Linked DNA regions of Homo sapiens: region 2 is linked to region 1. A link is an interaction called in ENCODE POLR2A ChIA-PET data of the cell type or tissue named here. Cell type or tissue: Caco-2. All regions are shown on one strand. Links, peaks and the distances in the headings refer to the core of each region. The heading gives the core; the rest is flanking DNA.

What was found. Peaks named below come from ENCODE experiments on the same cell type or tissue, not always from the same donor. Only the 100,000 strongest peaks of a DNase experiment are listed, where the experiment ranks them.
Region 2: POLR2A ChIA-PET joins it to region 1 with 6 read pairs; 2 of 35 experiments call an interaction of 5 or more read pairs at or near these places.

What each region holds. Positions count from the first base shown.
Region 1 is chrX:139,579,265-139,583,664 of GRCh38, forward strand. MCF2 (MCF.2 cell line derived transforming sequence) reads right to left here. Exons shown (of 29, transcript NM_001171876.2): 29 at 2,506-3,239. The coding sequence ends at 3,207. Among named protein-coding and RNA genes, the nearest start is that of F9, 51 kb to the left of the region's middle. In Caco-2, for the core only: no CTCF peak of the experiment used is centred there; a DNase peak (open chromatin) is centred at 2,177.
Region 2 is chrX:139,904,958-139,909,357 of GRCh38, forward strand. The region is part of intron 1 of ATP11C (ATPase phospholipid transporting 11C (ATP11C blood group)); the gene reads right to left. Among named protein-coding and RNA genes, the nearest start is that of MIR505, 17 kb to the right of the region's middle. In Caco-2, for the core only: no CTCF peak of the experiment used is centred there; no DNase peak of the experiment used is centred there.

The DNA of each region.
Region 1 (4,400 bases), core at 173-4,172:
ATTTGAAATAGTTCTAATTTCCCTTGTACTTTCTTTGTCTCATGTATTGTATAGATGTGTATTCTTTAATATCAAAATACTTTGGATTTACTGATTTCTAAGATTACATCCTGAGACTATATGATTCCAATCTTTTGAAATTTATGAAGACTTGTTTTATGACACAGAAGGCAGCCTATCTTGGTGAATGTTCCATGTATACTTGAAAATAATGATGCATTCTGCAGTTGTTGGGTGTAGATTTTTAATAAATGTCAAATGGTTCAGGTTGTCAGTATACTAGATTTCGGATTACTAATTAAGTAATTCAATAATTATCTAAATAATTTAACAATTAGTGCAAAAAGCCTTTGAAAGATGACCCATATTAGAGTTATCAAACAAACAAATGAGAAGTGACTCCATTTGAGCAGTTCCCATGTGACCCAGCATTTCTATTAAGCCTCATTATCCCTAGATTTCATTTTATGTTACAAATAAAATTTGGAACCAAATAAGTTACACCTGGTGTGTTTAAACAGTCTACCATTACCTGGAATTCGAACAAACAAAAGACCAAAACTAGGATTTCAGAGGAAGTGTGTGCATGCAAGAATCATCTTATTTAACAATTCATTGATTTTCCTTTTCTGTGCTACCTTTTAACAGACAACTAAGTGTCACTTAGAGGAAAAAACTACAAGAAAACGGGTTTATATACAGAAATGTTACATACTATGGGTTAAGTTAATAGAAATGAACATCAGATTAGCTCCCAATGCTTCATACTACCTTCACACATAAGTCTTGGGTATAGACACAAGTGTGTTTGTGTATGTGTGTCTGTGTGTGTGTAGCAGAGACCTACCATAAAGAAATAACATGCTCCTAGGACAGTGTAGAACTACATACTAGTAAAGTATTCTTGGGCAGTAAGGCAGGTACCTTAAAAGCATATCCTCAGTATTTAATTCTGAAGGGTATCTTACAAAACACCATAGTATCTTCAATCTCTTTCAAGACTATCAACTTTATAGGGAAAAGTCTAATGTGCCTTTAAAATTTTCATTCATAAATTTAAAACTATTAAAGAAAAAAAATAAATTCTAGCTAACATAATGTGTTTGCTGCTTTATTTCTAACTGCAGAGAGGTCATTACTCTATGCCAATGTCCTCTTTGGTGAAGCTTTAACATTTTTAGTCTTCAAATTGTGTACAGTTTATTCATATTGTACCTGTAACTTTGGCATTCCGAAACCTATGGTCACCAATTAAAATATGTAAACTGTTTCCTAGAATCAGGCCTTCTTTTCTTCTGTTTAGATTTTTCACCAACCTAAATAATAAATGAATTAGTAGCCAACAATGGTAATACTAAGTGAATTAAAACAAATACATTACGTTGCAGCTCAAACTTTCACAAGGCTACTGCATGTGTTCAAAGACCTTCATGACACTGTGCATGAGTCCTTTAAGTAATCTACAAAGGACTTTGGTTATTAGAAAAAATTATTACTTTAATGATCCATCATTAACTTTTAATTCTCTGTGTACACTCTTCCACCTAAAGGGTTAGAGTACACAGTCAATGTAGCATTTCAGTTCAAGTTATTGACCCAATGAAGACAGAAATCTTACATTTAGAATATCCAAAAGAATTATGGAAGTTTCATTCAATCCGAACAATATTTTCTTCCTGCTTTGGGTTCTCTCCTACCTAAACAGTATATTTGGCAGAACCATCTTTACAACCAGTACTATATAAAGTCAAAGGCATAAGGGTAGAATGAGAAAGTCAATATTTGACCTGATAAACAGAAGTGTAGCTATGTTGTAAAGTAGTAAAGTGTGGTCTCTGGCACACAGTAGGCGTTCATTAAATATGTGGCTAATGAATGATTTAAATGACCAGATGGAATGTGATCTGTAGCCATTACAAAGCCCAGACGTATCAGCTAAAACATCTGAGCCAAAGGTAAACTACAAAAGAACATGCAGACTCATAGCATGTCATTCGTTCAAAGCATTTTTCACTCACCAAAGGTTAATGTTCCTTTCAGTGAGCTTTATAGGCAGTGCTGAAGCAATGAAAATGAAAGCCATCGCTGTGATATTTCTGCTTTTGGAGACTGTATAACAAAGATACAGATAAAGCAGAACATTTGATTAGCTATCTATGTGCCCCAGCTGGAGATCATCACAGGCTTTGCAAACACACCTACCATTGACCCTCAGCATTCCCATGGAGAAGCTGAATGACATCTCCATTTCTAATCAGGAGGTCTTCTGAGCCTCTCTTCCTGCAGTCTGCTAGGGATCTATATTTGCTTGGAGACTGTAAAGTTGTTTTAAAAAATTATATTACAAACTTGATTGCAAAACCACTTGCATAACTGCCTGCTCTGCAACATGAAGAATTAACTCTTTTCTTCACTGGTAAATGTGGTAGCTGCAGCAGCTTTGCAGGAACAGACAGACATGAAGCAGTATGTGATGGGGAACGAAAAAGGCAGAACAAGTTTATCTAACCTGAAGAATTAATTTTTATTTGAAAAAAAGAATTACAACATGAAATATACAGAAAATAGCAGAGCACAACTAATTTAAGTTACATTAATTATAAGCAGAAATCCAGAAAAAAAGTGTGAAAATATTAACTTTTAAATACGGCTTTTGTAAACTACTCTCATGAAAATTTTATCTGGGCACATACAGACAGTAGCCCTGAACAAAATTTACTCATGCCCCGAAAAGAATTTCTGGGCTTTGTATTGTTTCACACAAGTTAAAACAATGGGCACAAAAGCTGTGGTTTCAACAAAAGCATATTAAATCATAATGTTGTGCTTTACTTGACCTTAGCCATTTTGCAGCCGTAATTTTGACTTAATTCATTAATAAACTAAATAATCCAAGGCACACCGATTGCATTTGGTTACAAAGTAGAGAAGAAATAATTTTCAAGTCCAAAAGTATTCTGAGATGAGAATCTTTCAAGCACAATATCTGACACATTAAATACATGATTTTAAAAAGACAGCGTACCATAATTAAAAGCTTTATTAAATGAAAGAAAAGAAGTATGTGCTGTGGTTTCTTTGCGTGTCCATTAACCTGAAAACAACATCTGCATCATTTGAGCTCAATGTCTTTTGCGCAGTATTTTTCCAAATGAGCTGAGAAGCAGGCAGGAAAGAGCTACTTGCCATTTGACATAGTAGCTTCATCAATATAGGAGAGCCATCTCCGACACAGGTCTCTACAAGGGAAGCAGCACCCATTATTGCTCAGTTTACAACTTGACCAAGTGAAGCCAAAAGAGCAGGTCATTCCAGCTTCTTGTTTTGGCAGGGAAGAAGGGTGTATGGAATACATTGTGTTGCTCTTTTATATGTTTTCCTTAGTAGCACATCTCAGAGAATTATTGGACAAAGAGAGAGAAACTAATAGGTTTTTCTATATTCCCATCCTCTGTGATTAAAGCATTCTTCAATTTTGCATATTTACTTTATCTTCTGATACCATAGCTAGAAAAAAAAATGCCTACTTAAAACTGAGTTCTTTACAATGCCTTCATAGATCATCTACAGCAAACGGTTAAACACAAACTGGCTTCCTCTGACTTTTTGCTCGCATTTAACAACTACTACTATCCATTCCATCCCCAGCTAACATTAATTAAAGAAATTAAACTTCTTTTTATTATTAGTCTAAGCCTGAGATTCCCAAAGTGTGGGAGACAGACTGTTGTGGGTTCCTGAGACCCTTTCAAGGGGTCTGCAAGGTCAACCTACATTAAGACACTATTTGCCTTTTTCACTCTCATCCTCTCACAAGTACACAGTGGAGTTTTCTAGAGGATACTAGGTGTATGGTAGCACAACAAATTGAATGCAAAAGTGGATATGAGAATTCACCTTTTACTGAGCCAGAAGTTAAAGTGATTTACAAAAGTATTTCTTTTGTAAGTATTTAAGTATTTAAATCAGTCTTCTCACTGATTTTTATTTTGAAAAATGTAACTTTTTAAACAAAAATCTTATTGATATAAACTTACAATGGGTTTATTAATATTTTTAAACAATTATTACATTCAAAATTTTGTATTTCTTAGTTTTATCACATGGTAAATATCAATAGATGTAACCTATATACCATGGAATACTCTGCAGCCATAAAAAGAAATGCAATCATGTCCTTTGCAGCAAGGTGGATGCAGCTGGAAACCGTTATCCTAAGCAAATTAACGCAGGAACAGAAAACCAAATACCACGTGTTCTCACTTATAAGTGGGGGCTAAGCATTGGGTACACGTGGACACAAAGATGGGCACAATGAACACTGGGGACTACTAGAGGGAGGAAAGAGGGTTGGCAGAAGGGCTGAAAAACTACATGTTGGGTACTATGCTCACTACCTG
Region 2 (4,400 bases), core at 175-4,174, 330 kb after region 1:
TTAATGTATGTTTCAAAAAGAGTCAGCCTAGCTGCTTTGCAGAGATGGAATAAGAGTAGCAAGAGTGGATCCAAAAAAACAATTCAGGGGACCACAATCTGTGGAATTGGGTGATGGACTGGGTAAGACGGAGTGAGGGAAAGGAAGAAAGATTCAAGGCTAACTCTACAAAATGTTGTGAAGTGATTAGCAGTGCTTTTTCCAATCTGAATTGAATTTTTCCCTATGGCATAGTGTGAGAGGAAAACAATGGATTTTATCTGTGCCTGGGAAAAGACGGGGCTTACAAAAATAAACAGTAGGATGACAGATCAAATGTTTCCCTTTTCCAAGAATGGAAAATTCCTTTTGAGAGCATTATATATTAAGCTCGTAGGTAGCTTTAATGTCTCCTTTCACATTTGTGGAAGCAGACTGACAGGATTATTCATCTCATGCCATAGTCTCTGAACTATAGGAGCATCTTACTTTTACCTTCTCATAGCATTTGTCACTTTCTGTCTTGTATTTTCATTATATAACAATGTTTCTTATCTCCCTTCTAAAACTGTAAGTTCCCTAGTGAAACATAATTTACCACAAAAATAAGAAATCCCAAAGACAATCTATGTACTCCAACCTAGGGATGTTGTAAGTAGGAAGGGGATTAGAGAAAAAATAGGCAGAAAATTATTTTCTTTTGGCTCATTAAACAAATGAGTTATCCTTAAAAAAGTGACACAGGAAAAGTTTTTTTTTTAAAGTACTTACGTATTTTATGTAAAAATGTTTAAAGCAGCAATCAAATATAATTAAAGAAAATAGTAAAAGGTTGGAAAATATTGCCTGCTGTAATTGGAAAGGCTACTAAGCAAGATTTGGAAGATCAAGGGCAAAAATGAATGGAAGATCAAGGGCAAAAATGAAAATACTTCCACTCTTTCATGTCACCACATCCTTAAACCGCACTGACAATGGCTAATTGAAGTTAACTAGAGCTCTACAGCAAACTCAGACCATAAATAATTTCTACCCTTAGCAAAAATCTATCTCCCCTCCCACCGCCCCCACAACAAACACCTCTACAGTCCAAGTATGTGCAACACTCTTAACTGTGTGTGGCAGAAGAATCTTAGTCCCTCCCTTCTTTGGGAGCTAAGCTTTCCATCTAAGAAAAAGCCAAGGCTGGGCATAGTGGCTCATGCCTATAATCTCAGCACTTTGGGAGGCTGAGGCAGGTGGACATGAGTTACTTAAAGCATATGTAGCTTGAGCCCAGGAGTTCAAGACCAACCTGTAGAGTGAGACCCCATCTCTACAAAAAAAAAAAAATTAGCTGGGGTCATGGCATATACCTGTAGTCCTAGCTACTTGGGAGGCTGAGGTGGGAGAATCGCTTGAGCCCGGGAGGTTGAGGTTGCAGTGGGCTGTGGTTGCACCATTGTACTCCAGCCTTGGTGACAGGGCAAGACACTGTCTCCAAAAAAAACGAAAAAAAAAAAGTCAAGAAAAAATCAGATACCTCAGTCCAGGTCCTAGCATAACTCATTAATTTAACATTCATTGGCCGGGCATGGTGGCTCACAGCCGTAATCCCAGCACTTTGGGAAGCCAAGGCGGGTAGATCACGAGGTCAGGAGTTCAAGACCAGCCTGGCCAAGATGGTAAAACCCCGTCTCTACTAAAAATACAAAAATTAGCCCGGTGCCGTAGCAGGCACCTGTAATCCCAGCTACTCAGGAGGCTGAGGCAGGAGAATCACTTGAACCCGGGGAGCAGAGGTTGCAGTGAGCCGAGATCATACCACTGCACTCCAGCCTGGGCAACAGAGTGAGACTCTGTCTCAAAAAAAAAAACAAAACAAACAACAACAACAACAACAAAAATTCATTAAGGCCTTGTATTGCTTGCAGTAGGTGAATATGTGGCACAATGGTGTCTTTCCACGCTAACTACTTTCTGATGGGGTCTGATAAGGTCCTAGACTCAAGCATGTTAAAACCAACCATGCATTCTTATAGGCTTCATAACAACCCAAAATGGTATTTCTTGCTCACAAAACTTCATTTGGGGATTTATTCAAATGACACCTTCTCAGTGAGGCCTTCTTCACCCTTTGAAAAACTGCAACCCTCACCCCTGACACTTTCTATCATCATTCTCTGCTTTATCTTTCCTTTATCACTCATCACAGGAGATATTACAATTATGTTGTTTACTGCCTGTCTCCCTGTCCACTGGATTGTCCTCCCAAATCTGTTCTTCCTTTCTTCCTGAACACCTCACTTTCCAACCAGAAACTACATTTCCCTGTCTCCCTTGTGGCTAGGGAGGGCCACATGACTAAGATTTCTCCAATGGCATGTGCGCAAAAGTAATATGTGAAAGTTTCTGTCACCTTCCTAAAGAAGCTTCTCCTGGACTCCCTTTCCTTCATGCTGGCTGGAACTTTAAAAATCAAATGCTGTGAAAGACAGAATTGACCAACACAGCCTGGAATGGTGGATGGCCTCATAGAAAAGAAGCTGCTGGCCGGGCACGGTGGCTCACACCTGTAATCCCAGCACTTTGGGAGGCTGAGCGGGGCACATCACGAGGTCAGGAGATCGAGACCATCCTGGCTAACACGGTGAAACCCCGTTTCTACTAAAAATACAAAAAATTAGCCGGGCATGGTGGTGGGTGCCTGTAGTCCCAGCTACTTGAGAGGCTAAGGCAGGAGAATCGCTTGAACCCAGGAGGCGGAGGTTACAGTGAGCCGAGATTGCGCCACTGCACTCCGGCCTGGGAGACAGAGCGACACTCTGTCTCAAAAAAAAAAGAAAAGAAAAAGAAAAGAGACTGCTTACCTTCTCTGGGTTGTTACACGCCAGAGAACCAAACGTCTATAATTTTTTGGCCACTGTATTTTGGAGCTCTTTGTTACATTATTTTACCCTGTACCCTAACAACAGCTTCCTACATTAGAATGTAGAGACAAAAAGGTCAGAGATTCCTGTCTGTTTTGCTCATCAGTCCATCCCTACCAAGTAGAACAGTGTCTGGCATGTGATAGGATACTCAATAAATATGTGTGAATGGATTAAATAGACAACTTTATTATCATCGCCCTCCCCATCTCCAGATCACCTTCATGGCTACCAGAAATTAGATTACAAAATCCAAATGCTCCCCAGAAGTTCCTATATCCCATTCACTGCCATCTTCCCCCGGTTCCACTGAGTGTGCCCTTCAGCCCCACTAGCCTCCTTTAAGCTTCTCCAATGTGCCTGACTCTTGCCCAACTCAGGGTCTTTGTGCAAGCTGGTTCCAGTAACTACTCCCAAACCCCTTTGCAGAAGTAGTCCTCATTCCTTCAGTTATCTGCTTAAATGTCATCTCCTCTGACAGAACTTTCATGTTACCCTATCAAAACATATCCTATTTCTGCTATCTCTGTATCCTATTCATTTTATTCATAACACTTATGAAAATGAGTAAATAAAAAATGTGTTGGGTTTTCCATTCTAAACTGGATTATAAGGTCCATCAGGACATGAACCACTTTTGTTTTTATTTACCACTTGGTCCCCATTGCCTAGCATATAGTGCCTAGCTGGTTATAAATAGGTAATAAAGGAGTAAACAAATGAACTTCACTAAAGATGTTGCATGTTTAAGTATGTTGGGGTGGATATGAGTTACTTAAAGCATATGTAGCTCTCCATAAATACAGTATTCAAATGTCCTTGACTACCTTCCTGACAATAACATAAGTTTCTATTTATGGGGCTATAAACCAATGCACAACCTGGCAGATTTTTTATTGCTTTCTTAGAAGGATTATCACTCCCTCTTTCCACTACTAGCTTTTAGTTGCTAATAAGCAGGTAGAATTTTAATGACTCCTATTGGTATGATGGACTAAGTAGCTTTTACTAGGATGTTTCCAATGCAGGCTCACATGGGGATATAATTTAAAATAAATGATTATTATACTTTAGGACCATGCCAACTGGCCTCCCAGGACCCAGGACTAAAGCTCCTCTGCTTTCTCAGGTCAAAGTTTCAGTTAATCAATTTGCTTCTAAATTATGTAACCTGAGATTGCTCTCTAAAACTGTATGGGCACCAGCCAAACTGGGCACATGGAACAATCTGGGGGTACTCAGTGACAGAGACTTTAAACCACACTGCTTTTGGGGTTTTTTTTATTTTGTTTTGTTTTGTTTTGAGACAGAGTTTCACTCTTATTGCCCAGGCTGGAGTGCAGTGGCGCGATCTTGGCTCACTGCAACCTCCACCTCCCAGGTTCAAGCAATTCTCCTACCTCAGCCTCCCGAGTGGCTGGGATTACAGGCACCTGCCACCACGCCTGGCTAATTTTTTTGTATTTTTAGTAAAGACGGGCTTCATCATGTTGGCCAGGCTGGTCTCAAACT